Linked DNA regions of Homo sapiens: region 2 is linked to region 1. Evidence: chromatin loops called from intact Hi-C (ENCODE). Cell type or tissue: dorsolateral prefrontal cortex. All regions are shown on one strand. Each heading gives the region's core, and the rest is flanking DNA. Links, peaks and the distances in the headings are about the cores only.

The links. Hi-C counts contacts between places; a loop is a spot of excess contacts. Peaks named below come from ENCODE experiments on the same cell type or tissue, not always from the same donor. Only the 100,000 strongest peaks of a DNase experiment are listed, where the experiment ranks them.
Region 2: a loop joins it to region 1, with 6 times the contacts of the local background. A loop is called at or near these places in 2 of 110 quality-filtered maps.

Annotation. Positions count from the first base shown.
Region 1 is chr4:92,299,946-92,310,039 of GRCh38, reverse strand. GRID2 (glutamate ionotropic receptor delta type subunit 2) reads right to left here and starts at 6,074. Exons shown (of 16, transcript NM_001510.4): 1 at 5,296-6,074. The coding sequence starts at 5,383. RefSeq lists a silencer at 4,248-4,542. In dorsolateral prefrontal cortex, for the core only: CTCF peaks have their summits at 6,124 (motif pointing right) and 6,329; DNase peaks (open chromatin) are centred at 3,979, 4,379, 5,299, 6,179 and 1 weaker place; H3K4me3 peaks cover 5,352 bases; H3K27ac peaks cover 6,138 bases; H3K27me3 peaks cover 1,101 bases.
Region 2 is chr4:92,457,738-92,465,737 of GRCh38, reverse strand. The region is part of intron 1 of GRID2 (glutamate ionotropic receptor delta type subunit 2); the gene reads right to left. Among named protein-coding and RNA genes, the nearest start is that of GRID2, 160 kb to the right of the region's middle. In dorsolateral prefrontal cortex, for the core only: no CTCF peak of the experiment used is centred there; no DNase peak of the experiment used is centred there; H3K4me3 peaks cover 1,946 bases.

The DNA of each region.
Region 1 (10,094 bases), core at 1-8,000:
TTATTTTTAGATGTATTTGTGTCCATGTGTTTTTTTTTCCCCACAACTCTATTTTCATATGTTTTGTCTCAAAAACAACAATCAGTTTGGGACCTCAAGTATCCCATAGGTAAGCAGAGCTACCACCGTTAGAAGCTGCTTAACAAACTACTTTATTCACTAATGTGTGTTTACTCCAGCAGTATTAAACACACTTGCATCCTTCCAGGTGTCTTAGATTTTATTCATAGAGAATAAGTATTAGTTTAAGAAGATATTTCTCTCCTATTTTAAATATAAGAAAAAAAATTGTATCACTAGGTCTAGCAATCTAATTTGTTTAGAGGGTATCAGGTGTGTTGATATGTCCTAGCATTAAATTCTTACAAGAATAAGAGACAGGGATCATATTTATTTTTCTAGTTTGAAAATAAAAACTACCTATTTTCTTACAGCATCACAAACCTCATTAAAATGACATTTTTTTCTGAGATTTTTAAAAATATTTCATGTGGTTTTCAAGTAGTACTAAAAAAAAAAATACAGCTCAGAATGCAGTGACACCTAATGGCAAAGATATCTTTATAGGCCATAAATGTATTTTCTAATAAACATTATACTATAGTAATACATTCTAAGTATTGCTACTCACCAATATGCTGTCTGTAATCTAAAATATCATGATGATCCAATAGAAATGTGAATATCTTACTTTTTAAAATAAAGTCATATACGTAGGTGTAGGTGAAGAAAAAAAACTTCTGGATTAAAAAGTGTGCTTTTGAAATTGCAATGGCCCTTTAAGATAAAATTACCATATGATAAAATTAGCCTGAGATATCAGAATGGAATAAAATGTATCTTCCATCACTCCTAACAATTTCAATTGGCTTTTATTTTTTAATAAATCAAAAGTTAATCACCTGGATTTTTATTCCTATTTGGCTTAAAATTTATAACAGATATTTAGTGGATGTACATTTCACCTGGCGTAGAAAGCAAAGGCCCTTAGTGTAATGGCTTATTAGTCATGTCATAGTTGGTATCTTTGATTAATAACAACATTGTCTAACTTAATACACACTTGAATTGTGCTTCAAATAACTGTATTAATGATACAGAGAAGAATAGTAAAGCCAAGTCCCTTAGTACATTCTAGACGTTTACACAGTTATCAAGAACTTCAGGAACAAACAACTACTATAAGTAGAAAAAGGATAAAATATCATTGAGACATCTTACACAATCCAAAAAATCCTTGAGGAGTCCTGGGGGTTATCATTAACCAATGCAAATCATGTAGTCAACTGAAAAAAAAAAATGGTAAAAGAACAGCACATCTTCTGGGAATGCTTTTATATGCTGTAATTGTCAAAATAATCCTTAGTGCAGAAGTAAGAATAACTGGTATTTTACATTTACAATCTATTATTGTTTTTAATGTGTTGACACCTTTTATTTACCCGATTTTGTACTTTAATTTGAACATTCTCATAGTGAAAATATTCTGTGGATTATCTTAGGTTTCTCAAATATAATATCACAGCTGATTATGATTTCAGAGGATAAAGTATCATCTGTTTGTGAGAAAAACATGAATAAATGCATCTTTTCTACTCCATGTTGACATAAGGTATTTTACTATGACTGAAAACAACAAAAATATGCTAGTGATTTGTATAATATATGAATAAGTACACTGTTTGAGTGTTCCCTTGTAGAGATGTATAACTGAGGACAGCTAATTTACAATCAGTTCTGTGAGCACAGGAACCAGATAAAGAAAGGAGCATATATTAAACTGTTAAAACATGAGATCTTCCATAGTTGATATGAAGCAAAACACAAACTGTGCAGTTGACTGGAAATGCCACCTAATCCCTGCTGAATTAAAGCAGTGCTCTAAACTCCTGTTGTGTTTAGGGAGTAAAGAGTGTGGGACGACTGATGTATGAAGAAAATAGCAGTCAGCGTGGCTAATCTCAAAGACTTTGGAGCTTTCTAGCTACATAAATCAGAGCGACTTCTGAATAGCCTCATAAAACACAGTATCATTGCCATTCCACTCACGACTTTTTGGTTCTTCCTACAGCATGCAGATCATTAGGAAACTTCTAAGCAATCAAGTAATGTGGGTCTGATGAAATTACTCAATCAATGCATAGGCTCAAAGTAGAAGCATAATTCAAAATTGCATAGTTTTTATATGTCAAAAGACCTTTCTTTAATTGGGGCAAAGAAGATCACAATGGAAGTGATTCATTTTTAAATACTATATGGTTGTGTATCTGTGTGTGGATGTGTATTAAAAATATACGTAATGATTAAATATTTTTAAATATTTGAAACTCAAAGTAATCATAAAATTGTGCATTTTTGACTAAAATAAATACATTTTCATTTCAATCATTATGGTTTAACCATTATGTTTCATCACTGTAGTGAATCAATATGTTTAACAAAACATATTAGAGTTTAAAATGTGTAATTGACCTTATTAAACTACCGGCATGAGGTAAAAACTGAAGAGAAAGAGAGAAAGAAGGAGATGATTTTCATGTATATATAAGTTGGTTCAATACCAAAATAATTCAATATATAAAAAGCCTCTTAGAGCAGTGTCTTTTCATCTTTCCAGTTTGCCTGAACTACATATTGCAGCTACTTTCTGCTTGAACACATCACATGAGGCTGGGAAAACCTTTCATTTCTGCATATCTCCTTCCATCGCTAGAGGTGAAATATTCCCTTTCCCTCCAGTTTCATCACATTCATTCCTTCAGTCCTGAACTAATATATTTCCCCAGAAACATATTTCTCACATTAAATATTTAAATGAAGGCAACACCTCCTAAAGAAAATTAATTCTTTTCCTATTCAAACAAGTAAGGAAACTAATCCAATTCATGTTAACTGGTGCTTTACAATTTTAATATGGACATTCGGTTTTGAATTTACTATACTTTTGCTGAGAGTAGGGGTGGAGGCACTGAATTACACACATACTACCCGTCATCATTTTTTATTTTTTTAATTTAGGAGTTAATGTTTTTCGATATATTATAAAAGATAAAGTTTTTGAAACAATTTGCTAGCCTCATGACAATATTAGGTAGTCTATAAAACAGCTAATTATCTCATCTAATGTACTAATTATATTCAAGTCAAATTAATTGTCTCAGAAGTAACTATATCTGTTAGTAGGATATACACAGTTAATGTATACAACCAACTTTCTAAAGAAATCTGTAATTTGTACACAGTTAATTTTTAAATGTGATTATAGCCACTCTGACAGACAACAGTATACAAACTAAAAAATACAACAGTTTTGTTCTATTTTGAAACAGATGTCCAGACTGCATTGCAAAATAATATTTAACTAGTAAGGGATAGCAAAAGCTGTAGGTATTTGTAAATAATGTATTTATCATGCAGACCACAGAATAAGCGATTTAAAAAAAGCATTCTTCCACAGGCTTTCCCTCCTGAGAGATGAGGAGCCTACATCAGAAATCCCTAATCATACAATGAATATAAAGGTATTATGATTATATATCTGCATTCCTGCTCCAATCATTTACAACTAGATATAAATGTATGCCATTTCTCTAAAAGGAGCATAGTTCATTTCTGAACTCTATCAGAACATTGCTGAACCACTCAATGAGACCATAATTTCTTGCTGAAAAGTTCTGAATCTGTAGGCACTGTTAGCCCCCAGGCAAAACGGGATCCAGCAGGCAAGCTATTAGTGCTTGACTTACTTAATGCACAAACGCTAGGTTTTCTGAATCCTGACCTCATTACCCCTTGCACAGAGACAGACAGTTCTACTGATATAAATGATAGAGAATGGCAGACATGTTTACAAAGACAGCCTCTGAGACCAAGAGAGGGAGCCCCCTGGAGCGGAGGGGCTGGCCACTGTGGGCGCGCACGCTAGACAGAAATCCCTCGCTTGGGCGGGCACAATCGCCACCTGCAGCAGATTCCCCTACCAGGAGTATGTGTACGTGCGTGTGTGTATGTGTATGCGTGTTGTGCGGTGGAGAAGCAGGGGTACAGAAAGGGGAGAAGCTGTGACCCATCTGTCGCCTCAATTTGCAGAACACCAAGCCATGCGTACAGATAAAAGTCCTGTGCCCAGAAAAATTCCCCCAAAGGGACCTCTCTGCAGCCCAGCAAAGAAACCTTGCTGGCTCGGTAAGCGAATTTCCGAAAAAGAAATCGTCGCATTAACGCAGAAAAGGCTGCAAGAGCCTGTCTCCCGCTCAGCTCTCACGGATTAGCAAGTGAGTAGAGTTGGAGCCTGAAGCTGCGAGCGCTGTGCATGATAATGACGCGCAGCCCCCCGCCCGCCCCTGCTCGCCGCGGCCAGTCCCGGCCCGTCTGGTTGCCAATAGGTGGGGCCACCAGCATCTCGGAGCCCGCTCGGCAGTCCTTCTCAGAGTCGCGGCCCGCAGTAGTCCCGGCGCCTTCGCTGTCTGCCTTGCGCGGCTACTCGGAGTTGACTGCGAGGCGAGGCGAGGCGAGGCAAGGCGGATATCTGCTAAGCAGACCTCGGGAGCAGCCTGCGCGCATTCGCTTCCCCGCGTTTCCCAAGCGCCCCGGGGTCAGTTTCGCCGCCGCGCCAGGCCCCGGGAGCGTGTCCGAGGAGGCGAGGCACGCGACAATCAGTCCTTGGCGACACTGCCGCCAGCCCCTCCTGCCACCGTCTCAAAGACTACACGCAAGGATCATAAAGCCAAGAAGATGTGAGAAGAGAGGGTGGCTGGGGGCGCATCCGGCACCCCCGTCACCATCGCACTAAGCTGCGGCGAACTCAGCCGGCTCACGTTGCAAAACCACCTGTTCGATCCGAAGGGAGCTCCCCCTACCCCCCAGCCCAGTTCTTTTCATCTCACAGGTGACAGCTTCTCTGCTCCCCCAAAGATAAATTTTTAAATGGAGCAAATGTACATCCGGGAAAAAAAATATGGAAGATAAGAGTCAATTAAACTCCCTTTCCCCACACACTTAGAATCCCCCTGCAGTTCCCAGCACACACTCACACTCAGGTCAACTCGAGACCCCCACGCATCCAGCCACATTCCACGAATCACTGCAAAACAACAGCACAAGTCAGTCGAGGTTCGAGCATCCACATCCTTTCAGAAAACTGAGCAAGTGTGAGGGAAGGGTAGCGGGAAGGGGCAATGAACTGAAGCCACCTCCAACAAGACACACAGAGACCGGAGAGGGGGAAAGCGAAGGGGAAACATTTGAGAACTGAAACGGTAAAAGTAACCACGAGCTGCACCAACACTTTCTTACCGATGTGAATGATCGAATCCGCATTCGCCGAGTCCCAGGTTCGAGACCACCAGACGGACAAAACCAAGAGAAAGGGGAAAACTTCCATCTCCTCCTATGCCGATTCTCTTGGAGGATGGATTTTCTTCCAATTTTTTTTTTTTCAAACAGTCCAAAGAGTTTGAGGTCACGGTGGAGTTTAGCGCAGCTTTTTCTTTTTTTCTAAATTCCTATTGCCAGAGCAAAGCCTTTTATCGTCGCCGAGAAAGGCAGAAGGGAATGACAGAAAGAGCCCAGCCTGAGGAAACCTCCTTCGCAAAGCCGTGTCACTTGGAGGGGAATTTTGGCATCGCCAGAGTTGTTTGCAGTTTGGCTTTTGAAAAATATATCCAGCCTCTACTGCTCTTGGGCAGGGGGAGAGGCTGGGGCTCAGATCAGACCCATCGCTGCGCGGGGGCCGCGGGTCTCCGGTCCCAGCTCCGCTGCAACTTCCAACACCCCCCTCACGCCGGATGTGCCCCCTTCCCCGCACCCTCTCGGACCAAAAAAGACCCCCGCCCCCGCCCCTACAGCCCGCAGAGAATCACTGGTCTTCGCTGCCAGAATCTAAGTGGAAAGGAAAGATTAGGAGATTCCAAACGGAGCAGCCAGATTCCACCAGGGAGGGGGGAAAAAAGCCCTCTCCAAGAGGGGTAGAAAAAGTGAACTTCAAGGTAATGCAGATAGTAATGCAGAGAAAATTCCCTTTCTGCGTGAGGCGCGGAACGCAGCTTGGCGAGGCGGGCCCGGGGAGCCGGTTTGCTGGGGCGCGGTGGCGGGGGGGTTGCGCCGGGCGCGAGCAGCGGGGCCGGGCCAGAGGAGGGAAGCCGCCGCAGGCTGCAGGATGCTTTTGGAGCGTTTCGCCTGGCGGGATGCAGGAAGCAAGGAGCGAGCCTGGCAGCTTCAGCACCAGCCCCACGTTGCCTAGAAATGGATCACCTAGGAGAAGGAGCGAGCCTGCGAGAGAGCGGTGCTGTCAGGCGGAGAGAGGGGGAAACCAAGAGAGGAAGAGCTTCTCTCTAATAACCACCTCCTCCCCCTATCTGCAATACAAGGGAGAAACAAAATAGTGCTCTCATTTCCCATGGAATCTTCAACCGGGACTGAGAAAAAGGCAGGACTGTAAAAAGACATTGAAGCTTTTTTTTTCCTTTCTTTATTTTACGAGGTTAAATGCAACCTAAAAAAGCCACCCCACTTATTTAACCTTGCTATTCTCTAACAGGTATCAGACTTTTTCTAGTCTTTGCCTGGAATTAGTCACATTGGTTGAAAACAAATTAGGGACACCTGGTCACTTAGGGAAATACAGACCTAGAAAGCTTTTAATGAGATTTCAATTATAAAGTTATAAAAAGGAGAGAACGTGCTAATTACCTTTTATACAATGATTTTTTTTTTCTGTCTCCAGTGTATTTTTTAGGCAATCAGGATAGAGAAAGGTTCCTGAAATCCTTTCTATTGATAGAAATTCTTCTCTATCAGGATAGAAAAGATCTTGAAATTAAAATAAAAAAGCAGAATAATTAAATAAAACAGAAAAATTTTTCATAAACATTTGGTCAAAATATTTCATTGAGTAGCTTAATAACCTATGTAGATAAATTCCGAATGAGGAAGTTGGGTACTCTCTTCCATGGAAAAAGCTGAGGAAGTCCTGAATGACAGCCTCTCAGTCTCCAGTGAAAGGATTTTCTGCAAGCTTATTCCTTAAGATAAAATCCTGATCATTGTGACTTCTTTTCTTATAATGATTGACTTATGTCAATCTGGCCTCATTGCAAACTGAAGATTTGTTAACACAATCGAGTGACTAGTCGAGGTCAGGTATTAATGTCATAATATTGTCTCAGTTATAATTGGAATTCTTTAGGAATGTTGGATGTGTGGATGTCAAGCTCATTACACAACCTTTCAAAGCCTTACCTCCAAGTTTGGCAAACCTCTTTTCCTCCCGTTCCCTCACTTGAGCCCTTCTCTCTAGCCTTCTGAATTGGGTTACTATTTTTCCAGACACAGTTGTACATTCTCACTTCTGGCTGTTTTCATTCATCTTGTACACTTTTTCCTGAACATTCCAGAAAATGTTTTGCTGCCATATTTTTACTTATGTTAATATTTCTGCTTGGAAAGCACGTATTTGTCCTCCCAACCACTCTCCTTCACCATCTCAAGGGCTAGTTCAAATTCCTTTTGCCCATGAAGTAGTGTCCAGTCCTTTAATGTGGAATAAATCCATCTATCTTCTATGCTGTCGTAACACACCCTATTTTGTATTAGAGTTAGACAGAACTACTACTAAGTTAGATCATAAATGCCTTGAGAGTGAAAACCAAAGCTCATTCACATTTTATTCAACACAGCATTTTACAGAGAACCCCTTTGTTGACTTGAATTTCATCACTTCCTTCTGAATCTGGAACAAACCAGTGCTTCCAAGAAGCATTCACTGATTAATTACTCTCAATTTTGATCATTCTCTTATCTTTTGTTTCCATTAGTAGACATTGACTCAATATTGATTATATTAATGTTGGTGTTAATGTCATTTTACTTTATAAAGTGTTTTGATGCAATTCCATAGATTATACTTTGCTTATTCAGATAATGAATTGAAAGAAGAGATGCACTCCCCATAGCTTCCTTCAAATATTATTTACAGTGACATTCTAAAAATTGGTAAGTCATTATGTATTCTATCAAGAAAAATTATAACCATTTAACATGGAAAGAACACCATGATATCTTAGAATAAGATAACTAGGAAGAACTTCAGAGCATTAACTAGTCCAGTCCTGGCTAATGAGTATCTGTCCTGGAGAAAGTCAAATATTGTATAGTCATATTCATACTATTTCCCCTCTTGGAAATGTTTTAGTGTACTGTGAGCAAAGCATTTTCATTATTCCCAAATCCTCCAGTTTAGTAGTTTTCAAATGTAGATTCACTTTGAAATAATCTGAGAAGCTTTTTAAAATGGTCACTTAAGGCTAATTTAATCAGAATCTCTGGAGTTTGGGACACAGCCTGTAATATATTCTAAAAGCCTCTATACAGGGCTCTGCTATGCAGCCATAGTTCAGAATCACTGTTCTAATACTCAGACATTTAAATGAGTCTGGGTGACACATCAAAAAAAGCCCTTAAGGTATAATGACCACTCCTGCCAATCAGAAGAAACAGTAGAACAACAAGTTTTGGCTTTCCAAAAGTTACACAAGAAAGTTAGTATAAATTTAACATTGGCTGTTTGATTTTTCAAGAATAACAATCAGTCTTTTTACTGTTGAAATAATTTCTACATTCAATGATTCCTAATTAATAAATATATAATAAATATATATTAACTATATTTTCTACTACTTTAGAAAATTGTCTGTCATAATGTAATATGTAGTTAGCTGGATACAAATATTTATAATGTGTGAGTTAGATGTTAAATTCCAGAAGAAAAAATATGAATTCACTAGCTGTGCATATTAAATGTTTTAATGACAGCTATCTGTTGGTCTCATTAAGGCTGCTTAACTTTAATTCAAGCCTTATTATATGGAAATAAGTGATGTACCTGGCCCACTGTACTTAAATTCAAACCTTGTGAAATTCTGGCATGTATTGGCAGGAAAATACCCTCATTAACTAAAGTTTTATAACAAATGATTAACTATTTAAAATAAAATGTAAGTAAATCATGTTTGTTGAGTTTATTCTTCCAAGGTGGAGACTGTTACTTCATTCAGGCATCGATCATGATTTGAACATCAATTATTTGAAGAAATGATAGATTATCTGAACTACCCCAAGATTTAAACTAATATGCCTATTTTTCTTTGAAAAGCAGAATTTTTGAGAAAAACTGATTTGCATTGGAGGGGAAACTACAAATGCTGACTGCTTCAATCATGCACAATTGTGGAAAGAAAGCAAGGTAATAGAATAGAAATTCTTGGAACATATAATTATTTCATTTTCACTGTTAAAACTGCTAAGAATACCAATGCTTAAATTTTAAAAATCAGCTGCTCATTGTTATAACAGCAGTAAATCAACTTACATTGGTCAATTTTAACGAACTGTTCAATTATATTTTAATGACTCATGAGTTTTATTTTGTTTTAGTATAAAGATCTATGAATTTATGAGTCAACTTATTTGAAACTTAAAAGAGTTGGTTTTTAAAATAATATCATCAAAATGGGACACAATAAATTCTGATCATTATTTCTAATTATTTATGATTATATTATTCATATTACAAATATGGCTAGTCACACAAAAGATTCCAAGTACATTTCAACCTTAATATGAGCATGAAAGGAAAACTGTTAAAAGGCAAAGACTGATCATCTATAGATGCAAGTAGTTGTGATAAATGGCTGTAAAATTGTAATTGGGATATTTATTTGCAGATGTGAAAAACATAAATTCCCTTTGGTTGAGGGACTGAAAGAGTAACTTTTGTACTCAGCACATCAAAGAAGTTCAGAGCTCATTGAGGCTTCAGGGGCTTTCTCATTCAGTGTCTTGGTTTTCTAGACAATGATGGGAAAATTGAGTTCCAGAAGTTGTACTAATATTTGTTGGAAGGCTTAAACTTAGAAAGCACATGTTTTGACTTTTAAATAAGCTTTGAAAAAATACTTAAATTACATATTCCTGTATAACATATTTACGCTGGCCTTATCTTGACCTCATTTTTTTCAGGTCAACTTCACACTGACTTACCACTTACCGCTCTGTCAAACTATTTTGTCTGTGACACTAGTGAAAATCTTATCCTC
Region 2 (8,000 bases), core at 1-8,000, 160 kb before region 1:
TAATTTAATAGCAAGACTAAATACAAGAACATGTCAAGCAGGATTTTCAAACAAATGAGATGATGTTGCTTTATGAACTGCAAATAAACATTTAATTGCACAATATTAAAAGGAAAAATACAATTAGAGGAATGTAACCTCTTCTTCAATGAAAATTTTGAGCAAACTACAAAGAAAGTGCCAACATCATCTACAATTCTACTAGTTTTTTATTGCTACTGGTATATAATTGTGAATTATAGCTCTATATAAATAATTTGTAATGAGTTCCATAATATCAATAAAAAGCAAATTAAGCAATCCGGTGAAATAATTCATATCAGAAATCTGCCATTTTTCAGTTTTGTCATATATGTAAGCCCATTTCCAAATAGTGTCTAATGAATTCAATTATGAATGTTAATTACATAACATTTTCTTGAGTCTGTACTTGTTCTCTCTGCCTGAATTTTTTTTTTTAATCTCACTCTCTATTTTTTGCCTGTGAGATATTCCTAGTTATCTTTTAAAACTCGGCCCAGGAATCTCAACTTTTATGAATCACTTGCTTTGATATCTGTATTAGTCTATTCTCACACTGCTATAAACACATACCTGAAACTGAGTAATTTATGAAGAGATTTAATTGACTCAGAGTTCCACAGGCTATACAGGAAGCATGGCTGGGTGGCCTCAGGAAACTTTCAGTTATGGTGGAAGGCGAAGGGGAAGCTGGCACATCTTCACATGGCAGAGCAAGAGAGAGAGAGTGAAGAGGGAAACGCTACACACTTTTAAACAACCAGATCTCCTGAGAACTTATTCACTGTCACAAGAACACCAAGGGGGAAATCTGCCCCCGTGATCCAATCACCTCCCACCAGGTCCTTCCCCTAACATCGGGAATAACAATTCAACACGAGATTTGGGTGGGGACACAGAGCCAAACCTCTCATACTATCTTATGAGAATTAGACATTTTTCTGTATAATTGCTATCTTTTATAAATCCTTTCTTAATTATTCTTTTTAACATTTATGTGCTTATATTTCTAGCTCCACTAATAGACTGTAAGCTGCTTGAGATTAATGAACTTGTCTTTTTTGTCTTTGATTCTCTAAATGCTGGGATATGCTATTTTATGGAGTTGAACTGAAGTCATGTATTACCTTTTTTTAAGGATTTTTGAAAGTCTTAAAACTCACTCGAAATATTAGCAGGCGTTATATTATTTTGCCATCAGAAGAAAATAATTAACATATATTGGCCTAATACTTCCAGTCTACTCTAAAGTGGGTAGAGCAAAAAGTTAATATACCTACTCAAAATCCTTCTGGTATGGAAGACTAGAGCTTTATTTCTAACATTAAAGAGAACAGTATTTCTTTTAACTGAACTGAGATGGTGTGAAGTCTTTATTTGAATTGGGGTTAGGACAGGAAAAGAACGGTAGTAAAAATCCTGTTAGAATACTGTGGGGTTGAGTTTTTACTAAGAGAAAGGGCAAGATGAAAGCAGTTTTAACCAGAGCTGTGCTATTTCCACTATCTTTCTCATTCTTTTGGTTTTTGCTGTGACACACTTGATTCTTAATTTACTCATCACAGATTATAACATACATGATAGAATAGGAAGGAATATTGGAAATGAGAGGAAAATTACATGCTCTACAATTTAGAAAAGGGTATTTTAAGAATGTTTGAGAAGAATAGGGTAGGATTGAGTCTCTGAAAGTGACTTAGCATATTAAAAGGGAGGGAAAATATAGTCATTTCAATGGAAGAGAAGTAGAGAAAAAGAGCAAATGAATAAAAAAAAATGTTTAAAAGAAAAGGGAAAAAAGGAAGCAGAGAGATGGGAAGATAAGATTCTCAAGATAGGGAATGGTGACAGCAAAGTCCATAGACATCAATGAATCTAACTTCAGTATCCCACTTACTACCACACAAGAAATATAGGCAATTGGGAGTTAAATACCTATTAAAATAGTAGCAGCAGTAGGCTTAAATCCCAATATTCTTGACCTTTTAATACAAGATTCTCTACACAAAAAAAAGCTGTGAGAAAACACCGTAAGAAGATAGAACATCAGTACAGAAGTGAATAAACAGTGCCCTTCAGTTTATTTTTGTAAATCACTGTTGACAATTTCAGTGAACTGGATTTGATACCTCAGGATTGAATATACAGATTTATCTGAAACTCTTGACTTCACTGACATAAGAATTGAGGCTCACTGTTTTTAAACTTCTCAGAGACAGTGGAGTTTTGAGTTTATTTTTTAAATGTTTTCCCAAAAGTTGTCTGAATGATGAAAAGCAGGGCCTAATTTAGTTAAATTGTTATCATAATAAATATGGTGGTTCAAAAAATGTTAGTCAAAACTCTGTGATGGTAGACCTATAGGAGGAGTGGTTTTATAATTAATGGCACATATTAGATACAAGTGATTTTACAGGCAAGAGGCCTTAAAGAAAATTCCCAATAGATAAGAGCAAAATCCTTCCTTTGAGAGGATAATTTACACCTCCTAGACTGATGATAATTTCTGAAACAGAAATTAAAAAACTGAATCTCCATCAGTTTTAAATAAAAATTTTACACTAACTAGTTACATATTTTAGGACTTTTAACCTTCAATTTAAAAGCATCATGCCATCAAAAAGCATGTAATGATAGCATTTCACAGTGATAGTCATAATATAAAACTTCAAGCTGTTTTTATATATTATTCAATGGTTTACTTTATAATGTTATACATTTATTTCTGTCTCTTATGTAAACAGGACTTTTGTGGAAATTGAAATAAATATCTACGCAAATTAGAATAAGGGACAATTGTGTCTTTCATAGTAAGAAAGCACCTATTTCTTCTGGTCACATGGCCCTCCATAGAAAAGGGAGCTTTCTCTGACATCACAATATAGTTGAGTAGCCACATGTACCTGTATAACAAGTCTCATTGGTTTTCTTGCTTGTTTTTAATATTTCAGTAATACAATGATATTGATTCAGAAGTGTCTTATAGAAAGGAATTTACTTTTTTTTTAAACCGATCACTTAACATTTTAACTCATAAAACTATTTTAGGAATGTGTTTTGGTTAGGGAGTCCATTAAATTACAAACTATAGGAAATCATCTCCATAAATAGCAAGCCATTTTTTTATCCTTAATCAATTCTGCTTGAGTTGTCAGAAAACAAAAACAACAAAAAATATTTTTAAATAGTGACCTTTATCACAAATTGAGAACACTAACTTTATTTTCAAGGCAAAATATATTTTTGCTTCCAGCAAAGAGCCACTGGAAAAAAATCAACAGCCACAAAAAAAAATCCTGTTTATACCATATGTTTAAGTGATAGCAAAGAATGAAAGGCAGTTAATTCTCTCCTACTATTTACTTATTTCCCCTCAATAGATAAGGATAGTCAGCAATCCTGCTTGAGTAGCATACAATTAAAGGTTAAGCTTTCTCCTTGGGAGACTGTGATGCGTAGGCAACTACAGTCTTTGACATCAGCCATAAGCACACTTCTATTTTAGCGATGTGAGAATAGTAAGTTGTAATTGTATAATGCTATTTATTGATCTTTCTAGAAAGAAACAAAAACATGTTTGCTTTGGGTTTTTAAATCCCTGGCCAGGTGCCCTAAAGGAAGTATATTGTGAATTAAAGAAGTACATTTCAAAACAATACCTATTACTATTTGAATACATAACAATTTTAAATATCTTGTAATGCTCCATGCATTCTATTTGTATAGAAATAGCTGTGACACAAAAAAATGTCAGCTGTCAAAGACGTAATACAACATCTCAGGAATAATTGGTGGTATGATTTTAAAAGCCCAGAAAGTTGCAGTAGACACTTCTAGGCTGATGAAGATCTCACTTAGGAAAACTACTTATGCATTTCCTGCTAACTGAGCAGAAAATGCTCTCCTTGGAAAAGAACCACTGTGTAAATGTCTTCTAATATATTAAAAAAGATGAAATGATTATTAGCACACAGGCTATATTTGTAACCATATGCCAGATTTAAACAACAACAACAACAAAACCCTGTAATCCACGATGATTTAAGAGATCAGGAAGAAAATGAAAGTATAATTAGGGTAAGTTTAGGTTTTATTTATTAAAAAAAGGCATTTTATTAGCAATTCTCATATAAAATCCACAATTATACAGAAAGTAGCTATATTATTATCTATACTGAAATTATCTGAGTTCTTATGAGAAAGATATCGAGAAAGCATATTGAAGGGTTTGTCATTTCAAGTTTCTTAGAGTTTTTGGCTAGAAAAAAATGGCAAACACAACACGTCCTCAGTTAACATTGTCAATAGGTTCTTAGAAACTGTGACTTAAGCAAAACAACGTATAAAAATACCATGCTTTTTCTCAACATTATAAGAAAATGATGTTGAGCAAAATGATGTTATTCAAGGACCTGCTGTATGTCCTTTTGCTTAATGTCACAGTTTCCAAGAACCTATCAATGATGTTAACTAAGGACTTACCATGTAACATTCCTACGATAAAAGTTGACAAGTTTAATGGGTATACTTGATGTTTCATAAGTATACCTGATAAAATATTTTACTTTAAACACTTATTCTTTCATTACTCAGTTAAAAAACACATATAAGAAAGAAAGTTATATAAATATATGATTTATATACTATTTATATAAAACTTTAAAAATTAAAACAATAGACAGAAATTTATGGAAAAATAAATATGTGGTAAAATAGATACATATGAGGAAGAAGGGAGGAAAATAGGTTAGCGTTATATATATGAAGCTTCAAATGTCTTTTATGTAATTTTTTTCTAAAGAGATCTAAAAATGTCAAAATAGTAATAACAATAAACCTAATTAGATTGCATTTTCCCCCACATTATTCTCTACTGTTTTTAAATATTATATGTCTTTTGAAAAAGAAAAACAGTGAGGTAAATGCTCAATTTTACTAAATCCAGTAAAAAACTTTCAGGAGATATATTTCCAATTCAAAGAGTTTAGACTTTCAAAATGAGTCCTGAGTTAAATGCCTTCATCAAAAATATAGGAAGATCACAAATCTACAACCTAATGCCACAATTCTAACAGTTCTATATGTTATAACTATATTTACACTAAAAGTGTGAGCAAGACAGAAAGGAAAACAACAGCAGTAAGTGTAAAAATTATTTGAGACAAAAATTCTATCAGTATCAGAAATAACAATTGTAAGAGTCAGTTCCCTTCCATTACAGATGGATAGGTTTTATTTCATCACCCAAAGTTCTGTGTGGAACATTTATTCAAATATCTAGAATCGTGTACATGAAATTTCGGAAGGGAGAAGTAAAGAGAGGCTGGATAATCTTTCTGAAGAACTGAAGCATTGTAGGGTTCACTGAATTCCCTCTGTAAATTTAACTAATGAGTATTTAACTAGCATACTTGTTTACACCAGTGCTTCTTGTCTCTGGAAGAATATCTGCTGACCCCATTATCTCGATCACACAGTATTTGCCTTCTCAATATCTGTGTCACTGTATCACATCACATATACATTGAGTGACTTTTCTGGTTTGGGCTATTTTTGTTTATTTGTTTGTTCAAATTATTATAAGATGGTCAGCACTTTCTGGGCCCTGAAGCATATATTAGTCAGAGTTCTCCAGAGAAACAGAACCAAAAAGTTGTGTGTGTATATATATATATATATATATAGTGAGATTTATTTTAAGGAATGGGCTCATGCAGTTGCGGAGGCTGGAAGTCCAGAGTGCAGGGCAGGCCAGCAGGCTGGAGACCCAGGAAAGAGTGACAGTTTGAATCCAAAGGCAGGCTGCTGGCAGAATTCTCTCTTCTTCCATGGAGGTCAGATTTCTTCTACTAAAACCTCCAACTGACTGGATGAGACTCACCCATACTATAGAGGGTCATCTGCTTTACTGTAAGTCTACTTATAAATGCTAATCTCATCTATACCTTCACAGAAACATCTAGAGAAATGCTTTATTAAACACTTGGGTATCTTGACATAGCCAGGCTTGATACATGAAATTAGCCATCACAAGTAAATACATATTTCAATTACAACAGAATAAAATTTTGGGTAGACAAGATGTATGTATACACATTTTTAGGCACAGAAAACTCAAAGTTTAAAGAAAGGTAATAGAAAGGAAAGGAGAGAATATACTAATTGACATAGGTAATCAACTGAAACCTAAGACTCTGGAAAGCAACATAATAAGACGTTTGTATTTCTTTACTCATGCAGTAGTACTTTTCACTCCAAAGTTGTCCAACTAAATATTGAAGGTAGATTGCAAACAAAGTGGTTATGGATGGTTTGCATATTGCCAGACATTTTTCACTATATTAATTATGTTACGCTAGTATATAATACACTTCAGGATGTTAAGGTCTTAGTGGATATATCATGTGGACTTTGGCATATGTATTTGTATATTAAATTATTTATAACAATTATATGACTTACATATTTGAATATTGATTTATTTAAAACACGTTTCCATTTTTATACTTGCATCACAATGATCTTCATACTTCTTACAACCTATAAATTTTAAGTTACTGTTTTACCTCTTTTGCTATGAGTTAAAAATAGTGTACTGTATTAAATTAAGTAATGTATGCATGATGACAATTTTTTAAATACAAAATGTTTCAAAGATAACTTTTCATCAGGCATTTGCTTAAAAAATAATGATACTGAAATAAAAAGTGCTTCAGTTCTAAAACCAAGTTTGAGACCATAGGACTTAAACCAACTTGCATTCATCTCCTGTTGTGGGATCATTACCTGCTCAGAGCATGGAAGAATGAAGTCTCTACCTACATTCTTTAAGGACATTTTATTTATATTTCTGCCGTAACCCTTATCACATGGACTTTTTTTCTTAGATATTTTCCGAATAGATTTTGAACTCTGACACCTTTAAATTTCCAAAACACTGGACACAGCAGTTTTTACATGTAGCAACTTCTTAATAAATGTTGGGTGAGTGAATAGAGCAATAAGAAAAATGACAATTATCTTTATCTGCTACTACCCATGTTCCATAAACAAGTAAAAATTAAGATTGCTATATGAAACCCAGAAGTGATTTAATCTAGAATTTTAAATTTGTTGTTTGTTCCTGTCACGAACCTATTATAAAGGGAATTTTAACAAACAAATGAAACAGAATACAAAACAAACACAAAAAATGGTGGAGCCTGGCACCCTAGGCCACCCCTTGTGAGGTTGCTTCTCAAGGGACTCCATGTGCCACTGTGACTCCTAAAAGCAGTTTAAAATTTACCATTAAAGACTAATCCCTAAATTGTGCAGATAAGGTTCCTGAGGATGAAAATATTTATATGAAATGACAAAGGTCACAGACTTAAATATTTATATGAAATCGCCAAGGTCACAGACTTAATTAAGTGGCTGAACCCAGGCCTAGAACTAGGATCATCTGATTCACAGTCTCTTTTTGTTCTCACCGTGCCTATCATAGAGACTAATTATTTTTGCAAAATTTAGCTTCCCTATTTATTTTTGGAATAAAATCAAAGAAAATTTAAGGTACAAAACATTTCATTCTTATTTTAGAATAAAAAAGACATGACCATTTTTCAGCCAGGAGAACTTTTCAGCATAGTTCAAACGTATCAGTTGTGTTGAAAGAAAAGTCCTTCATGCTATTCTAAATGCACAATTCATGACTGATTTAATCACTTCCCTTTATGTCATAAACTCTTACTGAAAAATAACTTCACTTATTCTAGGTGCTGAAATTATTTGCAAAAAAATTTACAATGGCAGAAATTATTTTTCATTTCAAAGCACTGAAAATTTGTAGTAGAGAAATTTCTTTAAGGGGGAAGGTGCAAGAGTGCTACACAAATCCTTGCAAACAGACAGGCATAGATTCATCACAATTACATTCTGAAGACACTTTCTCTTTGTTCTCTGCTTGTGATGCTTTCGTGCCTTTTCTCTTGGAGGCA